2 separate regions of the Homo sapiens genome follow, and region 1 is linked to region 2. A link is an interaction called in ENCODE POLR2A ChIA-PET data of the cell type or tissue named here. Cell type or tissue: OCI-LY7. All regions are shown on one strand. Links, peaks and the distances in the headings refer to the core of each region. The heading gives the core; the rest is flanking DNA.

Region 1 (11,228 bases), core at 1,648-9,647, 140 kb before region 2:
TCTTTACTATAGTCGAAACAAAGACAGGCTGGGTGCAGTGGCTCATGCCTGTAATCCCAGCACTTTGGGAGGCCGAGGTGGGTGGATCACCTGAGGTAAGGAGTTTGAGACCAGCCTGACCAACATGGTGAAACCCTGTCTCTACTAAAAATGCAGAAATTAGCCAGGCGTGGTGGCGCATGCTTGTAATCCCAGCTACTTGGAAGGCTGAGGCAGGAGAGTCACTTGAACCTGGGACAGGGAGTTTGCAGTGAGCTGAGATCTTGCCATTGCACTCCAGCCTAGGCAATGGGTGAAACTCCATCTCAAAAAATAAAGTAAAAAATTAGCTGGGCGTGGGGGCACATGCCTGTGTTTCCAGCTGCTTGGGAGCCTGAGGTGGAAGGATTGCTTGAGCGTGGGTGGCAGAAGTTGCAGTGAACAGAGATCATGCCACTGCACTTCAGCCTGGGCAACAGAGTGGGACCCTGTCTCAAAAAAAAAAAAAAAAAAAAAAAAAAAAAAAAAAAGAAAAGAAAAGGAAGGTTTTCAGCTGTAAGGCTGAAAGAAGGCTCACCCCTGCAATCTCAACACTTTGGGAGGTCAAGGCAGGTGGATCACCTGAGGTCAGGAGTTCAAGACCAGCCTGGCCAACATGGTGAAACCCCGTCTCTACTAATAATACAAAAAAATTAGCCTGGCATGGTGGTGCACACCTGTAATCCCAGCTCCTCGGGAGGCTGAGGCAGGAGAATCGCTTGAACCCGGGAGGTGGAGGTTGCAGTGAGCAGAGATCACACCATTGCACTCCAGCCTGAGTGACAAGAGCGAAACTCTGTCTCCAAAAAAAGAAAAAAGAAAGATTTTCTCTTTCTTTGGGATGAAGATATGCACAGAATTTGGTGATTGAATTAGAAATCTTATATCCTGGAAAGATGAAGTAATGGAGGAAAAGTACAGAGTGCCTCTGGTTTGGGACACAGTGATTACATTTGATAGGACACCTGTTGAGTTTGAGGTAGAAGCAGAATATCTGGGTGTATACTGTAGGCAGCTCTACCTGTAGCAGGAAATCAAGGTAGGAGGTATTTGATTTGGGTGGCATCTGTGTAGTGGGGCAAAAACAAACCCTGTAATCTCTGTACTATTTGGCTAAATGTTATTCAAAAATCATAAACATTGGTTTTTTAAAATCTGTAATAAAGATCTATAAGATCTTTTGTTGTGTTTCCTAATGATAGACTGATGGGTGGAAGCTGAAAGGAGAGTCAAGGTGCCTGGCAGGTTCTTTGCTAGGTGAGCAAATCAAACTCTAGGTCAGTCCTTGGCAGAGCTCTAAGATCTGATTATTGCTGTGCAAGTTAAGAAGCGTTTATTGAAGGCTTACTCAGGCCTCTGTCTTACACTGAGCCCTATCATAAGGAATCACATCTGACTTACTGAGCAGTTTTATCCAGGTCAGTTAGCAAACTTGAGTTAATAATAGTAAATGGCAAAACCTGTTTCCCACTCAGGTGGCCTAAACCAGTGACCTTGGAATTGGCATTCATCATTACAACACAATTCTTTGGGCTGGACGCATGAAATAATGAACAACGTTGGGGAACTCAGGGTAGTTGGTATATTGCAGTTGTGGACCACCCACAGGTTACTTTTCTGTAGTCATTATAGTGTATTGTACTGGTTTTAGTGTTGTTCTCACCTTCTGGACTGAACTATTCTAGATCAGAGACTTGTGTTTTTCATGCCCCTTTTCCAGGAGGTATTATGAAACTTTCGTGTTGATTGAATGAGGGAAGACGAGAGGTTCTTCAGTTTTGCGCTCAGGTAAAGGAGTGGGTCTTACAGCTCAGTCATCCTGCTGGGAAACACATGGCAACAGGTAGAGGCCACTTGATAGGCAGCTGTGCTAAGGGTAGCATAATTGAAGAGCAAAGGGGCACATCTCTAGGTGGAGAATCTCTGCCCTTATTAGCCACTGTTACGGATAGGAGGTGTAAGAGGGTGCCTGATCTGTCATGTGGGTCAGAGTGAAAAAGAGGTTGAGAACCACTGATGATAACGGAAATATTTATATGTTCTAGGCATTGGGCTATTGTATTTCCTATATATAATCCTTACAGCAATCCTATGAAGGAGATAAATACCCTTTTTTGAAAAGTGAGAAACTGAGGCTTTGTTACCAGGTAATACCTGGTTTTTGAAATCAGTCTTTGATTCCAGTGTCCACGTTCTAGATCTGTTTCTGCTTCCCTAGGCAAGATAAACCAGACAAAACTGTGCAACCAAGTGGCACATTACAGGGCCAAAGAATTGTTTTGCCATAATTTTGCTTGAAATTTAGAGACTGTAAACTTAATAATGAGATGAATACAAATGTTGACCATTCTCCTATAATTGCAGGAGTACTTGCCCCCAACTCCCAAAAGCAGTAATGGTAAAGTCCATTTTTCTTCAGTTCTGTTTTTTATTACATATGTGTTCTAAGTGGTAATGTGGATGGAAAATTATCTCTGTAGAGACAGAATGACTCAATATAAAGTGATCCTATTGCCAGCTCATTCTACCCTACCACTGGGCCTTTTTTTTTTTTTTTTTTTTTTTAGTGGCCCTTTGGCATAATGGAACAAAGTTTGAGATCGAATTGGCAGGATGCTTTCACTAGTGAACTAGCGAAGTAAAGAATATCACAGGCTGTGATGCCAGTAGCATTGGAGGGAGGGGAACTCTTTGTCATGCCAGGTACTTTATTTCTCTCGTAATTACTCCCATTTAAGAGCAATTGCTTTTACACTTTTTTCTTTTTATTTATTGAGACAGGGTTTCACTCCTGTTGCCGAGGCTGGAGTGCAATGGGCACCATCTAGGCTCACTGCAACCTCTGCCTCCTCGGCTCAAGCGATTCTTCTGCCTTAGCCTCCCTATCCTGGGACCACAGGCACACGTCACAACACCTAGCTCATCTTTGTATTTTTTGTAGAGGTGGAGTTTTGCCATGCTCAGGCTGGTCTCAAACTCCTTTTTTTTTTTTTTTTTTTTTTTTTTTGAAATAAAGTCTTGCTCTGTAGTCCAGGCTGGAGTGCAGTGACGCGATCTCAGCTCACTGCAACCTCCGCCTCCTGGGTTCAAGTGATTCTCCTGCCTCAGTCTCCCCAGTAGCTGGGACTACAAGTGTGCACCACCACGCCCGGCTAATTTTGTATTTTTAGTAGAAACAAGGTTTCACCATGTTGGCCAGGCTAGTCTCGAACTCCTAACCTCAGGTGATCCACCTGCCTCGGCCTCCCAAAGTGCTGGGATTATAGGCATGAGCCACCGTTCCTGGGCCACTTGTATACTTACATTAAAAAGTTTTTCATTTTTTGGCTGGACGCAGTGGCTCACACCTGTAATCGCAGCACTTTGGGAGGCTGAGGAGGGTGGATAGTTTGAGCCCCCAGGAGTTCGAGAGCAGCCTGGACAACATGGTGAGATCATGTCTCTACAAAATATACAGAAATTAGCCAGGCATGGTGGCGCTGTGCCTGTGGTCCCAGCTACTTGGAGGGCTGAGGTAGGAGGATCACTTGAGCCCAGGAGACGTAGGTTGCAGTGAGCCGAGATTGTGCCACTGCACTCCATTTTGGGTGACAGAGTTGAGACCCTGTCTCAAAAAAAAAAAAAGGCCTCCCAAAGTGCTGGGATTACAGGCGTGAGCCACTGCGCCCGGCAGAGAGCCCTCATTTTTGGGCCAAACTGAGGTCTTCGGAGGGAAGTGAGGGAAAGAAGTCTCATGAAAAAAATTTTTTTTTTTTTTTTGCCTGTAAAATTATACCCATAGTATACAATTAAGATAATGTGGACTGGGCGTGGTGGCTCACGCCTGTACTCCCAGCACTTTGGGAGGCTGAGGCAGGTGGATCACGAGGTCAGGCGTTTGAGACCAGCCAACATGGTGAAACCCTGTCTCTACTAAAAATACAAAAATTAGCCAGGTGTGGTGGCACGTGCCTGTAATCCCAGCTACTCAGGAGAGGCAGGAAAATCGCTTGAATCGGGGGCAGAGGTTGCAGTGAGCCGAGATCCCGCCACTGCATTCCAGCCTGGGTGACAGAGGGAGACTCTGTCTCAAAAAAAAAAAAAGATGATGGATATTGGGCCAGGCGTGGTGGCTTATGCCTGTAATCCCAGCACTTTTGGAGGCCGAGGTGGGCGGATCAGTTGAGGCCAGGAGTTCGAGACTAACCTGGGCAACATGATGAAACCCCGTGTCTACTAAAAATACAAAAATCAGCCGGGCGTCGTGGCGCGTTACTGTAATTCCAGCTGCTCGAGAGGCTGAGGCATGAGAATTGCTCTAACCCGGGAAGCAGGGCAGAGGTTGCAGTGAGCTGAGATCGCACAACTGCACTCCAGCCTGGGCGACAGAGCAAGGCTCTGTCTCAAAAAAAAAAAAAAAAGATAATGGATATGGAGCAAAATACTAGAAAATAAAGCTGGGTACATTGGCTCCTGCCTCTAATCCCAGATACTCAGGAGGCTGGGTCAGGAGGGTTGCTTGAGGCCAGGAGTTTGAGACCAGCCTGGGCAATATAGTGAGACACTGTATCTACAATAAAAAGGAAAAAAATTAGCTGGGCATGGTGGCATATGCCTGTAGTCCTACTCAAGGGAGGATCACTTGAGCCCAGGGAGTTCAGGCACTCCAGCCTGTGTGACAGTGAGATCCTGTCTCTTTGAAAAGAAAAAAAAAATGAAAAAAAGGAAATTTAAAAAACAAATACTAGGAAACACTAGACACATCTTCCCACCCAAATGAGTTATGTATTTGAAAATGTTACTCATTTTGGGCTGGGCACGGTGGCTCATGTCTGTAATCCCAGCACTTTGGGAGGCCGAGGCAGGCGGATCACGAGATCAGGAGATCGAGACCATCCTGGCTAACACGGTGAAACCCTGTCTCTACTAAAAATATGAAAAATTAGCCGGGTGTGGTGGTGGGCGCCTGTAGTCCCAGCTACTCGGGAGTCTGAGGCAGGAGAATGGCATGAACCCGGGAGGTGGAGCTTGCAGTGAGCCAAGATCGCACCACTGCCCTCCAGCCTGGGCGACAGAGCAAGACTCCGTCTCCAAAGAAAAAAAAAAGTTACTTATTTTGACAGTAATTTTTATACCTTTAGATTTTTTTCTTTCCTGAATAACATTGAAAATTTCATTACTAAAAGCCTAAGGTCAAGTCTTTGACTTGAGAGTGTTTTATTCTTGTATTGTGAAATCTGTTTTCTCTGTAAACTGCTGTGGGATAGATAAACTGGTTGATGAAATAGGGCAAAAAAATTAAAGTCGATTGGTTGAACTGTAGCCTCTGTACTGGATTATGAGGGACAGAGGTAGAAGCTTTGCCCTGGGGGAAGGGAAATTTGGAGGACAGTTCCACAGAGCTTACCCACTTTGCTTGCACTCTTTTAGCACTAGGATATATCAGTATCCATCATAGATTGACAGCCTATAGGAGATAATTCCAGAGAACCAGGCAAAAAAAAAAAATCAGTGGGTGAGGCCAGGTGCAGTGGCTCATACCTATAATCCCAGCACTTTGGGAGGCCAAGGCAGGCGGATCACCTGAGGTCAGGAGTTGGAGACCAGCCTGACCAACATGGAGAAACCCCATCTCTACAAAAAATACAAAATTAGTGGGGCGTGGTGGCGCACGCCTGTAATCCCAGCTACTTGGGTGGCTGAGGCAGGAGAATTGCTTGAACCTGGGAGGCAGAGTTTGCGGTGAGCCGAGATTGTGCCATTGCACTCCACTCTGGGCAACAAGAGCGAAATGCCGTCTCAAAAAAAAAAAAAAAAAATTCAGTGGATGAATATATTTTGACTCCACTTGTACCTTCTTTTTCTTTCACTTGGTGTGGCCATCTTAACAATGATATTCTGATACCCACCCCTGACATGTCAACCAGTCTTACTCTTCAGTGCTGTTAGTCTTTTTTTTTTTGAAGGGTTTTAAAAATTTTATTTTTATTATGTATTAAAAAAGAGCTATCATGGTTTCTTTCATTGGGGTGGATGCCTTGGATAATCCATTCAAGGAAGATCACTTCGTCCAACTTAATGCAGCCCAATTTAATGAAACCCATTTTCTTCGCTTACTGACAGAAACACTGGTGGGGCATATTGAGGCCGTAATTTGGATCAGATCTTGCTGGTCTGAGCATACGCAACAAGAGAGAGAACCCTGGCTGAATTTTTGCGAGTGGCTCCAGTAGAGCTGCTGGTGACCCATCTTGCTCTCAGGAGTGCAGTGAGACAAAAGGAAAGAGCTCCAGTTAATTTTTATACCTTGTAATTAACAGGGACTACTATGTTAAACTGGGAGGGAGCCCAAGTATTTCCCAAACTGGGGAGTCTTGACATTCCCTAGAAATGTCTTTCTGTTGTACCTGCTGATGGACTCTCTTAGACAATGAATCTTGTCTACCTGGGTAGATTGCCTTAGCATTTGTGCTAGTAGCATTTGGTTAACATGTTAAAGCTGAATAATCCATCTTTCATATTTTGTTTCTCTTACACATGTACTCTTAGAGCCTTTTCATTATGCTCAGAATTCACAAGGCTTAACATTATGTGCTTGGTCAAAGGAATCATCAGCAGGCCTTCTTCAACTATAACTTTTTCTTTTTTTTGAGACAGAGTCTCACTTTGTCACCCACTGGCACTATCTAGGCTCACTGAAACCTCTGCCTCCTTTGTACAAGCAATCTGGTGCCTCAGCCTCCTGAGTAGCTGGGATTACAGGGGTGTACCACCATGCCTGGCTAATTTTTGTATTTTTAGTAGAGACAGGGTTTCACAATGTTGTCCAGGCTGGTTTTAAACTCCTGGTCTCAAGCAGTCCTCGCACCTTGGCCTCCCAAAGTACTGAGATTAAAAGTGTGAGCCACGTACCTGGCCTGACTATAATTTTAACCTAGCCTGATTATAACTTTAAGAATTACCTTGTTCCAGTGTAAACAAAAGAAGTTCGGCTGGTTGCAATTGGCTCACGCCTGTAATCCCAGCACTTTGGGAGGCTGAGGTGGGCGGATCACCTGAGGTCAGGAGTTTGAGACCAGCCTGGCCAACATGGTGAAACCCCGTCTCTACTAAAAAATACAAAAATTAGCCAGGTGTGTTGGCGGGTGCCTGTGGTCCCAGCTACTTGGGAGGCTGAGGCAGGAGAATCACTTGAACCTGGGAGGCGGAGATTGCAGTGAGCTGAGATTGCACCACTGCACTCCAGCTTGGGCGACAGAGCAAGACTCTGTCTCAAAAAAAAAAAAAAAAAAAAAAAAGGAAGTTCAGTCAGATGCTCTTCTCTAATGCTGAATGGTACTTGATTATATATGCCTCTGAAATGGCAACTTGTAGAGATATTTATGATGTATCTTTACCTTGTTTAATTTTAGAAGGTTTTTTAAATTTAATTTTATTTTTTTGAGATGGAGTTTCATCCTTTCACCTAGGCTGGAGAGAAGTGGCAGGATCTCAGATCACTGCAACCTCTTCCTCCTGGGTTCAAGCAGTTCTCCTGCTTCAGCCTCCCAAGCAGTTGGGATTATACGTGTCCACTACCATGCCTGGCTAATTTTTTTTTTTTTTTGAGACGGAATCTTGCTCTGTTGCCCAGGCTGGAGTGCAATGGCGCGATCTTGGCTCACTGCAACCTCTGCCTCCTGGGTTCAAGCACTTCTTGTGCCTTAACTTCCTGAGTAGCTGGGATTACCGGCACATGCTACCATGCCCGGCTACTTTTTCTGTTTTTAGTAGAGACAGGGTTTCACCATGTTGGCCAGGCTGGTCTCGAACTCCTGACCTCAAGTGATCCACCTGCCTCAGCCTCCCAGAGTGCTGGGATTATAGGCATGAGCCACCGCCCCCAGCCAATTTTTGTAGTTTTTTGTTTTTTATTTTTTCAGACAGAGTTTCGCTGTCACCCAGACTGGAGTGCAGTGGCACAATCTCGGCTCACTGCAACCTCCTCCTCCCAGGTTCAGGTGATTCTCCTGCCTCAGCCTCCTGAGTAGCTGGGATTATAGGCATGTGCCATCATGCCAGCTCATTTTTGTATTTTTAGTAGAGACGGGGTTTTGCCATATTGGCCAGGCTGGTCTTGAGCTCCTGACCTCAGGTGATCTACCCGCCTCAGCCTCCCAAAGTACTAGGATTACAGGCGTGAGCCACTGCGCCCGGCCTCAAAAGGTTTTTGATGTGAAATTAGTAAAATTGTATGATAGGTGGTAGTGAGATGTGACTATGGGAATAAAAGGTCATGATAGGAAAATAAATTGGAGTAAAGTTAGAAATATGCACCAGAATAATGGGTTATAGAATTTACCCTGATGGGCCGGGCATGGTGGCTCAAGCCTGTAATCGCAGCACTTTGGGAGGCCGAGGCAGGCGGATCATGAGGTCAGGAGATTGAGACTGTCCTGGCTAACACAGTGAAACCCCGTCTCTACTAAAAATACAAAAAATTAGCTGGGCATGGTGGCACGCGCCTGTAGTCCCAGCTACTTGGGAGGCTGAGGCAGGAGAATTGCTTGAACTTGGGAGGCGGAGGTTGCAGTGAGCCGAGATCGCACCATTGCACTCCAGCCTGGGCGACAGAGCGAGACTCCATCTCAAAAAAAAAATAAAAAAAATAAAAATAAAAAGAAAAAAGAAAAAAGAATTTACCTTGATGGTCCTGGTGGCTAAAGAAAAGAGGAAAGCATAATGATTCCTGAGATTCTTACTTAGAGGAAAAAACAGCAGTTAGGGAGAGTTGTGTTTGGAATTTCAGTTATAGATGTGGTTGAAGTGCTTTGTAAACTGTAAAGTAATAAGATTTTTTTTATTTCTTTTTTTTATTTTTTATTTTATTTTATTTTATTGTTTTTGAGACAGTCTCGTTCTGTTGCCCAGGCTGGAGTGCAGTGGCGCGATATCAGCTCACTGCAAGCTCTGCCTCCTGGGTTCATGTCATTCTCCTGCCTCAGCCTCCCGAGTAGCTGGGACTATAGGCGCCCGCCACCAAGCCCAGCTAATTTTTGTATTTTTAGTAGAGATGGGGTTTCACTGTATCAGCCAGGAGGGTCTCGATCTCCTGACCTCATGATCCACCCGCCTCGGCCTCCCAAAGTGCTGGTATTACAGGCGTGAGCCACTGTGTCCGGCCTTTTAAAAAGTTTTTTAGCGGAGTCTCACTCTTGTTGCCCAGGCTGTATAGTGCAGTGGTGCGATCTCGGCTCACTGCAATCTCCACCTCCTGGGTTCAAGCCATTCCAATGCCTCAGCCTCCCCAGTAGCTGGGATTACAGGCATGTGCCAACATGCCCAGCTAATTTTTGTACTTTTAGTAGAGATGGGGTTTCACCGTGTTGGCCAGGATGTCTCGAACACGTGACCTCAGGTGATCCACCCACCTCCACCTCCCAGAGTGCTGGGATTACAGGAATGAGCCACCATGCCCAGCCAGTGGGATGTTATTACTTGTTTTTCATGACACCTTTCTGTATTTTCAGAAGACACACATGTCTTTTGTGCATGTGTCCATTTTCTCTCAGGCAACAGCATTTGCTGAATACTCTGCAGGCTAAGCCTGAGTACAAAATTAGGTTTCTGGGTGTGTGGAAAGAATACTTTAACAATTAGAATCTATCTAGTTATTCACTCTTGTGAAAGGACTTAAACATTCATACAGGATGAAAGAACTGACAACATAGTGCCAGGAGAGAAGTCAGTGCTGAAGTGCTGAGGATAGGGTAAATCATCTTTTTTTTTTCTTTTCCTTTTGAGAGATTTCTGATCTCCTCTTTGTTTTTTACATTCAGTTTCTTTGACTTCTGGATATTGTAAAGAGCCATAATAGCACTGTGGCTTCAGCTCAGTGTGTAGTTGTTGGCTGCCCTGGCATTTTGCTCCTTGCTGTGAATGTACTCTTTTTTTGAGATTGGGTCTCTATCTGTCGCCTAGGCTGGAGTGCAATGGTGCAATCTCGGCTTACCACAGCTTCCACCTCCCGGGTTCAAGTGAGTCCTGCCACAGCCTCCTGAGTAGCTGGGACTAGGGGTGTGCACCACCATGCCTGGCTAATTTTTGTATTTTTAGTAGAGATGAGGTTTCACTATGTTGGCCAGGCTGATTTTTGAACTCCTGACCTTATGATCCACCCGCCTTGGCCTTCCAAAGTGCTGAGATTACAGGCGTGAGCCACTGTGCATAGCCTGCTGTGAATATAATCTTACACCTCCATGTAAGAAGTGGTGGGGTCAGTGATTGGCAATAGGTTGGGTAAGTTTAATACTTGGGAATTTGGTTAAAGAACTTGGCCCTGAATGGTGTAAATGTGTTGGTACTTGCAGTTGGGCCTTGTGTGGTGGCTCATGCCTGTAATCCCAGCACTTTGGGAGACGGAGGTGGGTGGATCACGAGGTTAGGAGTTCGAGACCAGACTGACCAACATGCTGTGTGTGGTGGCAGGTGCCTGTAATCCCAGCTACTTAGGAGGCTGAGGCAGGAGAATCGCTTGAACCCCGGAGGCGGAAGTTACAGTCAGCCAAGATCGCGCCACTGCACTCCAGCCTGAGTGACAGAGCAAGGCTCTGTCTCAAAAAAAAAAAAAACCAAAAAAACAAAAAAAAAAAACCCAAAAACCCCGCTGCAGTTATTAGACTTCTCCAGAGGAATGCGCTTCATGTTTTTTGTGTAATATTTTTTTGAAAACTGTTGATTTTTTTAATTTTGTTTTGAGAGAGAGTTTCACTCTTGTTGCCCAGGTTGGAGTGCAGTGGCACGATTTCGGCTCACCGCAACCTCCACCTCCCGGGTTCAAGCAATTCTCCTGCCTTAGCCTCCCGAGTAGCTGTGATTACAGGCGTGCGCCACCACACCCAGCTAATTTTGTATTTTTAGTAGAGATGGGATTTCTCCTTCTTGGTGAGGCTGGTTTCGACCTCCCGACCTCAGGTGATCTGCCCACCTTGGCCTCCCAAAGTGCTGGGATTACAGGCGTGAGCTACCGCCCCCAGCCCTTTTTTTTTTCTAAATTATTTTGAGACAGAGTCTTACGCTGTTGCCCAGGCTGGAGTGTAGTGGCACGATCTCGGCTCACTGCAATCTCCACCTCCTGGGTTCAAGCGATTCTCCTGCCTCAGGCTCCCGAGTAGCCGGGATTACAAGCATGCACCACCACGTCCAGCTAATTTTTGTATTTTTAGTAGAGACTGGGTTTCGCCATGTTGACC
Region 2 (11,228 bases), core at 1,786-9,785:
CGGAGCTTGCAGTGAGCCGAGATCACGCCATTGCAATCCAGCCTAGGCGACAGTGAGACTCTGTGTAAAAAAAAAAAAAATCTATATATCTATATATCTATATATATATCTTTGTAAACAAAAATGCAACATTTATCTTTCTCTCCCTACCTGATTACTCCAGAATTTGGAAACTCTTATTAAATATTTTTATTTGCAATATGAGTATTATCATAGGTTCAATAAAAATTGGTTCTCATAACAGAACATAATTGGGCAAGTTCTTAGTTTGGCTTCTTCAAGAAGTTTTAAAATACCTGTTCTGAGATTTCTCATTATCAGACAGTTTTTGAAAACTAAGGTTGATTGATACAAAGTCACGAAAGCCCCTTGGATATGAACAGAGCTCTGATTAAAGTATCATATTTAAAAATATACACGAAATTATTATGTTACATTTCTGTAAACAATCAGGTCAAATTTAATGGAATTAGACTTATTTTGAAAAAAAGAACTATGATTATTTTTGGTAAAAACAGGAGTGATGATTAAAAAAAGATTGTTATTTCAGTTAAACACTATAGTGCACCCATTATCAAATTCTAGTTCTGTTCATTTTCTTTGAGGTTTTGTTATCTATCTGTAAACTGAATTAAATTCCGAAACTTTCTAGTTTCACTAAAAACTAAAACTGCTCCTTTCCTAAGCCCTATAAGCTGAAACTCAATGACTTTAAGTTTTAGAAATATCACTACAACAGGTCATGTACGGGCAACTTTCATGCCTGCTACTATACGCGTCATGTGGAGAGTTTACTGGCACACTGCCTGATGCCATAGCCAGAGTCATTCAACGCCATCTTCATTCCGTCATCTAAAGATGCTTCCCACTCACATCTAGACATCTCAGCTAGCTGCCCTTGAGACTCAAAAACTAACATCATAATTTGCTCCAGATGTTAACCTTTGTTTTTCTTTTGTTTTCGTAGAACAAAACCTTGAATTCCCTTCAAGGGATACAATCTGAAGTGAACAATTTGCCTCAATAATACTCCAACGTAGTTCTTGATACCTTCACAGCTTAATAAGGAGGAGCTTGTGTTTTTATTGATTAAGAAATGTTTCGGCCAGTGAGGGAGTGGTGGCTCACGCCTGTAATCCCAATATTTTGGGAGACTGAGGTGGGCGGATCACCTGAAGTCAGGAGTTTGAGACCAGCCTGGCCAACATGGTGAAACCCCGTCTCTACTAAAATATCACAAAAATTAGCCGGGTGCGGTGGTGCATGTCTGTAATCTCAGCTACTTGGGAGACTGAGGCAGGAGAATCACTTGAACCTGGGAGGTGGAGGTTGCAGTGAGCTGAGATCACACCACTGCACTCCAGCCTGGGCGAACAGAGTGAGACTCTGTCTCAAAAAAAAAAAAAAAAAAGTTGCTTTTATGTTAATAAGAAACTGTTGCCCAAAATTTAAAGCTCTTTTTTTTGAGACAGGGTCTTACCCTGTCACCCAGGCTGGAATGCATGCAGTGGTGCGATCATGGCGCACTGCAGCCAGGACCTCCTGAGCTCAAGCCATCCTCCTACCTCAGCCTCCTGAGTAGCTGGGACCACAGGTATGAGCCATCACACCTGGCTAATAAAGGCTCTTAAGAAACAAATACAAGTCTTAGCAGATAGGTGCTACCTCCTTCATTGATATGTTTTAGCTGGTGAAATCTTGGCTCCTGGGAATCTTTGTTCCAGGGCGTTTTTCAGTCCTTGGCTATTATTTTCCTTATAGTTATTCTATTCACCCCCTTTGTGCATTGTATCCTCTCAAGGGTTTTAAATGACACCGTTTCACCCTATAATCCCAGCACTTTGGGAGACTAAGGCCGAAAGATTGCTTGAAGCCAGGAGTTCTCAACCAGCCTGGGCAACAAAGTAAGACCTTGTCTCTACAAAAAAATTTTATTTTAATTAGCCCAGTGCAGTGGCGTGTGCCCGTAGTCCCAGCTACTCAGGAGGCTGAGGTGGGAGGATCATTGAGCCCAGGAATTCAAGGCTGCAGTGAACTATGATGGTGCCACTGCACTCCAGCCTGGGTGACCGAGCAAGACCCAGTCTCTAAAAAATAAGTACATAAATAAATGCTTTCCCGCAGCCACTTGCATATCGAATGATTGCCAGCAGGATTTAACAACCTGGAGAACTGAGCAAGCCCACCACTAGGGCCTATAGTGACTATGCAATTTTGGATACCAATGACCACAAGACCACAGTCCTAACGCAGCTGTTGATGATAGCATCTACATGGCTCTGTTCCAGACTGTGTTAACGGTAGTAACTGAGAATAATGCCATACTCTGGTCACACTCTCAGCTTGCTTTTGAAACTGCCCCTATAAACTTTATAAAATTAATCAGGGAAGAAGAGAGGGGGAATAATGAAAATAAACTGAGCTTGTAGCACGTTCAGCCTTCATTTTGAGGTCAGCTCACTCTCTGACCTGCCTCCTCACAGCTGCTTTTTGCAACCTGTTGACCTAGAATCACGAGACCCTGTTACAGGACGATAGTTCCCCTTAGCTGCTCTGCAGATAACAACTTGAACATTAGGAAGCCTTAAGTTCTCTCTTTGAGCTATTCCTTCAGGTCCTGCATACTGAGGAAACTGCTGACTCAGCTGGTTTGAAGGACCTGACTGGTTTGAAGAGCTGACTCACCAAAAAATGCAGTTTCCATGTCCTGATGATGTCATCCCCCTTACTCAAAACCATCAATGACCCAAGTTTTCTAGCCCCTCACCCTCAACAATCCCCTTAGAAATCCCAGCCCAGAACTCCTCGGAGGGATGGATTTGAGGATCTCCTCGCTTGGTGCCCTGTGATCAGTAAACTCTTTCTGCTTCTGCAAACCCTGCTGTCTCCATGTAATGGGGTCTGTTACTGTGCAGTGGGCAGAGGAACCATAGTCCTGTAATACTTTATTTATTTTTCAGGATGGAGTCTCCTGAGGCTGGGCGTGTTGGCTCACACCTGTAATCTCAGCACTCTGGGAGGCCGAGGCCTTTGGGATCACGAGGTCAGGAGTTCGAGACCAGCCTGGCCGAGATGGTGAAACCCCATCTTTTCTAAAAATACAAAAATTAGCCTGGCGCAGTAGTGGGCGCCTGTAATCCCAGCTACTTGGGAGGCTGAGGCAGGAGAATTGCTTGAACCTAGGAGGCAGAGGTTGCAGTGAGCCGAGATCACACCACTGTACTCTAGCCTGGGTGACAGAGTGAGACTCCGTCTCAAAAAAAAAAAAAAAAAAAAAGAAGATGGAGTCTCCTCTGTTGCCCAGGCTGGAGTGCAATGGTATGATCTTGGCTCACTGTAACCTCTGCCTTCCGGGTTAAAGCGATTCTCCTCCCTCAGCTTCCTGAGTAGATGAAATTACAGGCACGCGCCACCATACCCGGCTAATTTTTTGTGTTTTTAGTAGAGACAAGGTTTCATCATTTTGACCAGGCTGGTCTTGAACTCCTGATATCAGTTGATCCACCCGCCTCGGCCTCCCAAAGTGCTGGGATTACAGGCGTCAGCCATTGTGCCCAGCCCTATAACCCTTTCACTTGTTAAATTAAAATGGAGACCAGGTCTGAAGAATCCCAGAGCAGACAAAACCAGTTAGGCCTCATACATGACCTCAACCTTGCTTGATTTGCAAACATAAGCAAAAATTGAGCTATTTCTTGTAAATGCCTCTATTAAAGAAAAACAGAACTTCAGCTCAACCAGTCAGAAGTAGTCCACAAATTTTTATATAACGGGGGACTTTCTAACGGCATAGACCAAATAAACAACTATATAATTGCAACCAATCAAATAATTTATTTTACTTCTGCGTTTATCCCTTAAATACTTGCCTCTGATGATTTGTCACTGGAACATTAAACCTCTTCTGGTTTGGTGTTTCCCAGTTCATGAATTGCTTTTCACTCAAAGAAGCACTTTAAACTTATCTGTGGGATCTAACAATCAAAACAATTAAACTCAGGAAGATAGAGAACAGAAGGTTGGTTACCAGATGCTGGGAAGGCTAGTGAGGGGGTAGAGGAGAGGAGGTGGGGACGACAGTTAATGGGTGCAACAAAAAAGAAAGGATGATAAGACCTAGTATTTGATAGTACAAAAGGGTGACTATAGTCAATAATAACCTTTTTTTTTTTTTTTGGAGACAGAGTCTCACCCAGGCTGGAGTGCAGTGGCCCGACCTCGGCTCACTACAACCTCTGCCTCTTGGGTTCAAGCAATTCTCTGCCTCAGCCTCCCGAGTAGCTGGGATTACAGGCACCTGTCACCATGCCTGGCTAATTTTTATATTTTTAGTAGAGATGGGGTTTCACCATCTTGGCCAGGCTGGTCTTGAACTCCTGACCTTGTGATCCACCCACCTCAGCCTCCCAAAGTGCTAGGATTACAGGCATGAGCCACCACACCCGGTCCTTTTTTTTTTTTTTTTTTTTTTTTTTTTGAGACAGAGTCTCACTCTGTTGCCCAGGCTGGAGTACAGTGGCACGATCTTGGCTCACTGCAACCTCCGCCTCCCAGGTTCAAGCTATTCTCCTGCCTCAGCCCCCCGTGTAGCTGGGATTACAGGCACACACCACTACCTCCGGCTACTTTTTGTATTTTCAGTAGAGAAGGAGTTTCACTGTGTTGTCCAGGCTGGTCTTGAACTCCTGGGCTCAAGTGATCTGCCCACCTCGGCCTCCCAAAGTGCTGGGATTACAGACGTGAGGCACTGTACCTGGCCTAGTCAACAATAATTTAATCGGCCGGGTGCGGTGGCTCAAGACTGTAATCCCAGCACTTTGGGAGGCTAAGGCGGGTGGATCACCAGGTCAGGAGACTGAGACCAGCCTGGCTAACACGGTGAAACCCCATCTCTACTAAAAATACAAAAAAAAAAAAAAATTAGCCAGGTGTGGTGGTGGGCACCTGTAGTCCCAGCTACTCAGGAGGCTGAGGCAGGAGAATGGCGTGAACCCAGGAGGTGGAGCTTGCAGTGAGCAGAGATCACGCCACTGCACTCCAGCCTGGGCAACAGAGAGAGACTCCGTTTAAAAAAACAAATAAATAAATAAATAAAAATTAAAATTAACATAATAATAATTTAATCATACTTTTAAAAATAACTTAAAGTGTATAATTGGATTACACTTCCTGGTGCTCCTAGATACCAGCATGGGAACATGTCCTTGGGCAGGGCTGGACCAACAACTCCAGGGGCCGAAGCCAACCTGTTCCAGGGTCCTGGCAGCCACCTGCCCCCTCCCTGTGGAACCTCAGACTCTCTCAGTTCCCGTGGGGGAAGGGTGGGGTATCCTCGCCCTCCCACCTCAGGTCTGGGGTGAACCAGACAAAGAATGACTTAAAAGTAGTGGCCTAGGGGCTGGGCATGGTGGCTCATGCCTGTAATCCCAGCACGTTGGGAGGCCGAGGCGGGCGGATCACGAGGTCGGGAGATCGAGACCTTCCTGGCTAACACATGGTGAAACCCCGTCTCTACTAACAATACAAAAAAATTAGCCAGGCGTGGTGGCAGGCGCCTGTAGTCCCAGCTACTCAGGGGGCTGAGGTAGGAGAATGGCGTGAACCCAGGAGGCGGAGCTTGCAGTGAGCCGAGATCACGCCACTGTACTCCAGCCTGGGTGACAGAATGAGATTCTGTCTAAAAAAAAAAAAAAAAAAAAATTAGTGGCATAGGGTTGGGTGTGGTGGCCCACCATAGTTCCAGCTACTCCAGAGGCTGAGGCAGGAGGATCTCTCGATCCCAGGAGATAGAGGCTGCAGTGAGCTGTGATTGTGCCACTGCACTTCAGCCTGGACAACAGAGTGAGACCCTGTCTCTAAAAATAACAACAACAAAAACACAGTGGTCTGCTCCATGTGACTGTGGGCCTTGCCCTATGCTGGGTGCTGTCCTGTGTTGCTTTGTTTGCCTCCCTCCAGCCTTGTGAGCCGTCACTGACCCTAACTTGCATGGGAGGAAAATGGCCCTGGCCACTGGCCTGGAAGTGGCAGACCCAGAATTTGAGCCCCGAGTGCCCCAGGCCTCTCTTTGGAGTCAGTGCTGCCAGGGCAGCTGCTCTTCCCCTCCACCATGGCCAGCGGCAGGACTGTCCGCAGAGAATTCAGGGTGGCTACCCGCATCTGATCCCTTCGCAGATGACGAGACTGAGGCCCAGGGTGGGAGAAGCACCTGCTCAGAGGCACACAGGAGGCGAGGGCAGCACTAAGGTGTCCCCTGGTGCAGTTGCTTGCCTGTTGCCTGCCTCCCATCCTTGGTGGGAGCTCCCTCAGTGTCCAGATCTGTGCCCAGCCCTCGCTGGGGCTCGATACCTCTAGGTTGAAGTTTGAATGTGGGTCCAACAGTCTCGAAAATCCAAAAAACCAAACACACACACAAATGTGATGTACTGCATATCTCAATGACAGCTGTGCTCAGAGAGGGGGACCCAGTGGTCAGTATCCACAGCCCTGGGGAAAGGGGGATCTCCCCCCACAGGCCCCGGTCACTCTCCCCCACCCACCTCCTAGAGGCAGCTGAGCTGCTGCAGCCTCAGAATGAGGTGAGAAAGAAAATATATTTTTAGGGAGGCATATTTTTGGTTCCAGGAAAATGATTCTAAATGAGCAGTTTATTCCCAGGCACGGGGGTGTGTTCCTGGAATGGCTTCTGGGGCAGTGCCCTCCTCCCATCCTCCCCTTTCTCTCTCCTCCCCTCCTCTCTCCTCACCCAGCTTCTCCACCTCTGCACAGAGAAGAGGGCAGGTGTGTGAGCACAGCTCCTGGGCCTGGGCTCTGCCAATGGTCATTTCCTAGTCCTGTGACCTTCGATGGACAGAGTGGGACGGCCTGTGGGTTTGAATGAAGACCTTGGTTGGGGAGGGGGCTTATCCTAAGAGCTCTGTCAAAACAGAGCAGCTGGTCCAGGAGAAGGGAGTGGAAGAGAGAAAGGCCCCAGGGCAAGGAGTGAAGCCACCTGGGTTCTAGTCCCAGCTCTGCCACAGGCTTATTATGTGACCTTGGGGTCAGTCACATTCCGTTTTAAGGCCTCAGTATTCTCTTCTATGAAATGGGCAGTTAAAGTAGGCCCTGCCTGCTCTGTCCATTCTAGATCACAGGGAACAAGCCTCCAGAATGTTCTCAGCCTCGTCCACACACGATGTCAGGATGAAGCCTCAAGCTGGAGCTCAGGGCCTTAGAGGCTCTCCTCCCAGGTAGGGCTCAGCCCCTGTAGGACCATTTCAAAGCACCCAATTCTCCAAGGCCTGCCTGCAATGGCCCAGGGGAGATGTCGCCACCACCACCATGAAGCCTTCCTAGATTCCCTCAGAGAGGAGGTAGCCATTCCCTGCCCAGGCTCCCTCTGTTTTTTCCTTTGTTTTTGTGGGACAAGATCTTGCTCTGTTGCCCAGGGTGGAGTGCAGTGGCATGATCTCAGCTCACTGCAACCTCTGCCTCCCAGGTTCAAGTGGTCCTCCTGCCTCAGCCTCCTGAGTAGCTGAGACCACAGGTGCCCACTACCACAACCGGCTCGTGTTTTTTTTCTTTTGTTTTGTTTTGTTATTTTTTTTTAGAGATGGGGTTTTGCCATGTTGCCCAGGCTGGTCTTGAACTTCTGAGCTCAAGTGATCTGCCCTCCCTAGCCTCCCAACGTGCTACGATTACAGGCGTGAGCCAACGCCCAGCCCAGTCCACCTCTGACTTTGCTGGATTCAGGCGATAGTATCTGGCGGGGTGGTGGGTGGCCATTCAGAGGCACATTTGCCATAAAATGAAGCTGATGCTTCAGGGCCCTTCATTTGCACAGCCGCTTTCCAAAGCCTTCTTCCTAACTGTGTACTCGAGATCCCTTCAAACCGTATAAGCTTCAGACCCTACAGAGGTGGGACCCACCTTGTTTCCACCCCTACCCAGCTTGGAGTCCCAGAGCTCTCCTCTCCCCTCAAGCAGCTCCCCTCCCCGACTGCCAATCTGGGGCTTCTTCAGCCACAGGCCCTGCTGAGTCTACACAGCCTCTTCCCTCCTACAAGGCCAGCCCAGGCCTTGCTCTGTGACCTACAGGCCACAGAGCTCAAACAAAATCTGATTACTCCCCCTCCTCGCACACCAGCCCTGAGGAACCTGGGGATCCACCAGCCCTCAGGAACGCTTTGGGATCTACAGTTTGCAAACCCTCAGCTCACAGACCTGGAAGAGGCCTGAGTTCAAATCCTAACCTGTGTCTAGCAGCCATGTGTCCTGGGGTGTCACCTACCCTCTCACCCTACAAGGACTTTCCCAGCACACAGGGAGGTCAGGGAAGGCTGGCCGAGCCTGGCTCTGTACTAAGGGCGGGGCATGGCTCTGTGAGACCCTCATATGGGCCAGGTCCCTTCGGCGGGCAGGAGGCTCCCCACGATTGAGGACCCCTGTTGTGGGAAGGCCAAGCCTTCTCCCAGTCACCCTGGTCCGGCCACAGGCCTTGCAGATCCTTCCCCAGTGAGATTTCCACTCACTGGGGCACCAGATGGCTTCTGAGTCTCCCCAGCTTCCCCTAGGAGGACTTTGGGATCCTCCTGATCTGGAGCCCTCTTGTCAGAGCCCTGTTTTGGTTCCTCAGTTTTGGGGGTCACTGACCTCCAAGACTGCTGTCACTTGGACTTTCTCAGAAGCAAGCCTGGGCTGTGGCCTCCATCCTGACTCTTGGGCAAGACCGGAAGTTGTGGTGGGAGATGGTTGGGGTGGGGAGGGAGCAGGATGGAGATGGGGGTGGCGAGGGGAGGCCGGGACTTGTTTTGCAAGCCCTGTGATTGCCTTGAGCTGAGACAGCACTTGTGTTTGGGAGGTCTGGTAAGGATCATAAAGTCCCCTCTGCCCACGGGGGACAGCTCAGCACAGGGTGAAAAGCCAGGGCTCTGTCATCACATGCCTGGTTCAAATCCTGGCTGCCCACTTCCTGGCTGGGTGACCTGGGATAAATTATTGAACTCCTGTGAGCCCCAGATTCCCCAGCTGTGAAATGGGACGAAGTAGAGAGCAAGCACCTGGACAGGGCTCACTGTGTGCCGGACTCCAGGGCTGGCCGCTCATTTGGTTCTCATAGTAGCAGCCCTGGGAGGCAAGTTTGCTTGTCGTGCCCAAATTACAGGCCTGTGGGGAGGAGTAGATGAGGGTGTGTTTGGCAAGTGCTCAGAACAGTGCCTGGCAGGTAGTAAGGCCTCCATCAATCTTGGCTTTTAGGATGCCATGGGACTGTTGAGGTCCAGAGAGCTGGTTGTCTTAGCCAATCCCCTGGGGGACAGGTAGAGTCAGGTGACAGCTACTGAGCACCCACTCTGTGTCAGGCCTGGGCGTGCCACTCTGAATAAGGCATCTTAGGCTCACCTGAGTGGAGTTCAGAGATGCCGCTGAGGCGTCCCCACCCCTCTGCTGCTTGGTTAGAGCTAGGAGGCCCTGTCAAGGGCAGAGAAGGCTCTGACTGGGGTGGGGGTGAGGTGGAAAGGTTGAGATGTAGCCACTAGGCGTGCCTTGTGGGGTTCCCCAGGGGCCAGACTGCATGAGTATGTCTGCATGTTGGTGTGTGACTGTGTGAATCCCCTCGGTGACTCTAATTCATTCATCAAACGCCTCCCAATACACCACTGGGCCTGGCATTGCAGTTTAACTGTTGGCCTGGGTCAGGATCTCAGCTCTCACTGCCAGTCGTGGTGCCTCGGCATATCTCCTATCTTCTCTGTGTATTGGTTTTTCATCTGGAAATGGGGCTAATGTGAGTGTGCATTTGATAGAGCAGTGCCTGGCCCATAATCAGCTCCACTTGGGCCCTTCTATAGCTACTGTTCATTTGGGATACTGAATGCTCCCACTTTTGAGCAAGACAGACAGTAGGGACTGAAAGCAGGGTGGGGAGTGCAGGATGAGTGTGATCAGGATGCCGGCAGGACAGGACCAGGCCTGATCACCCAGAGGACATCAGGAAGACTTCCCAGAGGAGGCAGTGTGTATTCTAAAGGCCGGAGGGGGCTGTGACTATTGTGCCAGGAGGCGGCAGCAGCTGGTGCCTGTGGGTGAGGTTATGGTGCTATGAAGGGAGACCCTGAGTATGTGGGGATGTGGCTCCAATGCACAAGGAGGCCTGGGCAAGGGTGACTGTGCAGATGACCCATGTGCTTGAGGGCAGGAAATGTGTGCATCTGTGAACCCCAGGGAGACCTGGGACCCGGGGGGAGCAAGATGAGAAGGACCTTCAGGGGCCCAGACCTGTCTTAGTTCTGGCTGTGACCAGTGTCTTTGAAGAGCAGCAGGTGGCGCTCCTGGCCTGTCCAGACCAAAGATTCTCCACTGCCCCGCCCCCACCTCTTCCCCAGGATGTCAGGGAAGTGGAGTTGCTGCTTCCAGAAGTCTCAGAGCTGGCAGGAACCTCTGAAGATGGGCCATGCTCACTGCCCATCTTACTCATGGAAACCATCCTAATGGTCTCCCTGCTAGATAGTTCTCCGAGCCTTGAATACCTCTCAAGACAGGATACTTACTGCCTCTTAGAATTGCCACTGCTGTCTGTGGCCAGCTGACATCTGGCTCCTCATAATCCCCACCCTAACCCTGCTGGCCCTTTGGGAGCGCCTCAGGGTTGGTATGTTCCTGGGATCTGCTCAGCATCTCTGAAGGATGATGTTATCCCTACATCTGAGTCCCTTCCTTTGTAAGCTTCATTCCCAGCCACCTTCATTGAACTCCATTACGATGGCAGGGAAGAGCTCATGTAATCCTCACAACCTGGTACCTGGCCTGGCACACAGCAGGCACCCAATTTATGCTTGCTAAATGAATGAATGAATGAACTCTGCGTGGTCATTATCTCTATATTACAGTTGGGAAATTGAGGCTCAGAGAGGTTAAGTCACACATCCAACACAATACAGCTCATAACTGGCAGAACTGGGATTTGAACCCAGATACTTGGCCGACCCAGAGCCAGAGCTCTTCAATTCCAAGCTGTGCTACCTCAACAGAAACCAGTTTCCCACCTATTGCACCCCATCAGCCTCCCTGCCCATCTCCCCAAGGTGCCAGTCAAATTTGGATCGAGCATTGATGTCATGCCAAAAGATTTGAGAATTGAATTTTCAGAGGCTGGGACCTCAGAATTCCTAGTTCGAAAGTCTCCCTGTCTTCCCTGTCCAGGATCCCTGTCAAAGGGTGGTGAGCTTGCCTTTCATACCCTTTAGGGACTG

The links. Peaks named below come from ENCODE experiments on the same cell type or tissue, not always from the same donor. Only the 100,000 strongest peaks of a DNase experiment are listed, where the experiment ranks them.
Region 1: POLR2A ChIA-PET joins it to region 2 with 22 read pairs; 3 of 35 experiments call an interaction of 5 or more read pairs at or near these places.

What each region holds. Positions count from the first base shown.
Region 1 is chr1:31,045,891-31,057,118 of GRCh38, reverse strand. All of the region lies in intron 2 of PUM1 (pumilio RNA binding family member 1), which reads left to right. It also overlaps the pseudogene LOC107985097. Among named protein-coding and RNA genes, the nearest start is that of PUM1, 14 kb to the left of the region's middle. RefSeq lists an enhancer at 142-642. In OCI-LY7, for the core only: no CTCF peak of the experiment used is centred there; no DNase peak of the experiment used is centred there; H3K27ac peaks cover 446 bases.
Region 2 is chr1:30,910,618-30,921,845 of GRCh38, reverse strand. It overlaps the pseudogene RN7SL371P. Among named protein-coding and RNA genes, the nearest start is that of SDC3, 7.5 kb to the right of the region's middle. RefSeq lists an enhancer at 1,540-2,538. In OCI-LY7, for the core only: no CTCF peak of the experiment used is centred there; no DNase peak of the experiment used is centred there.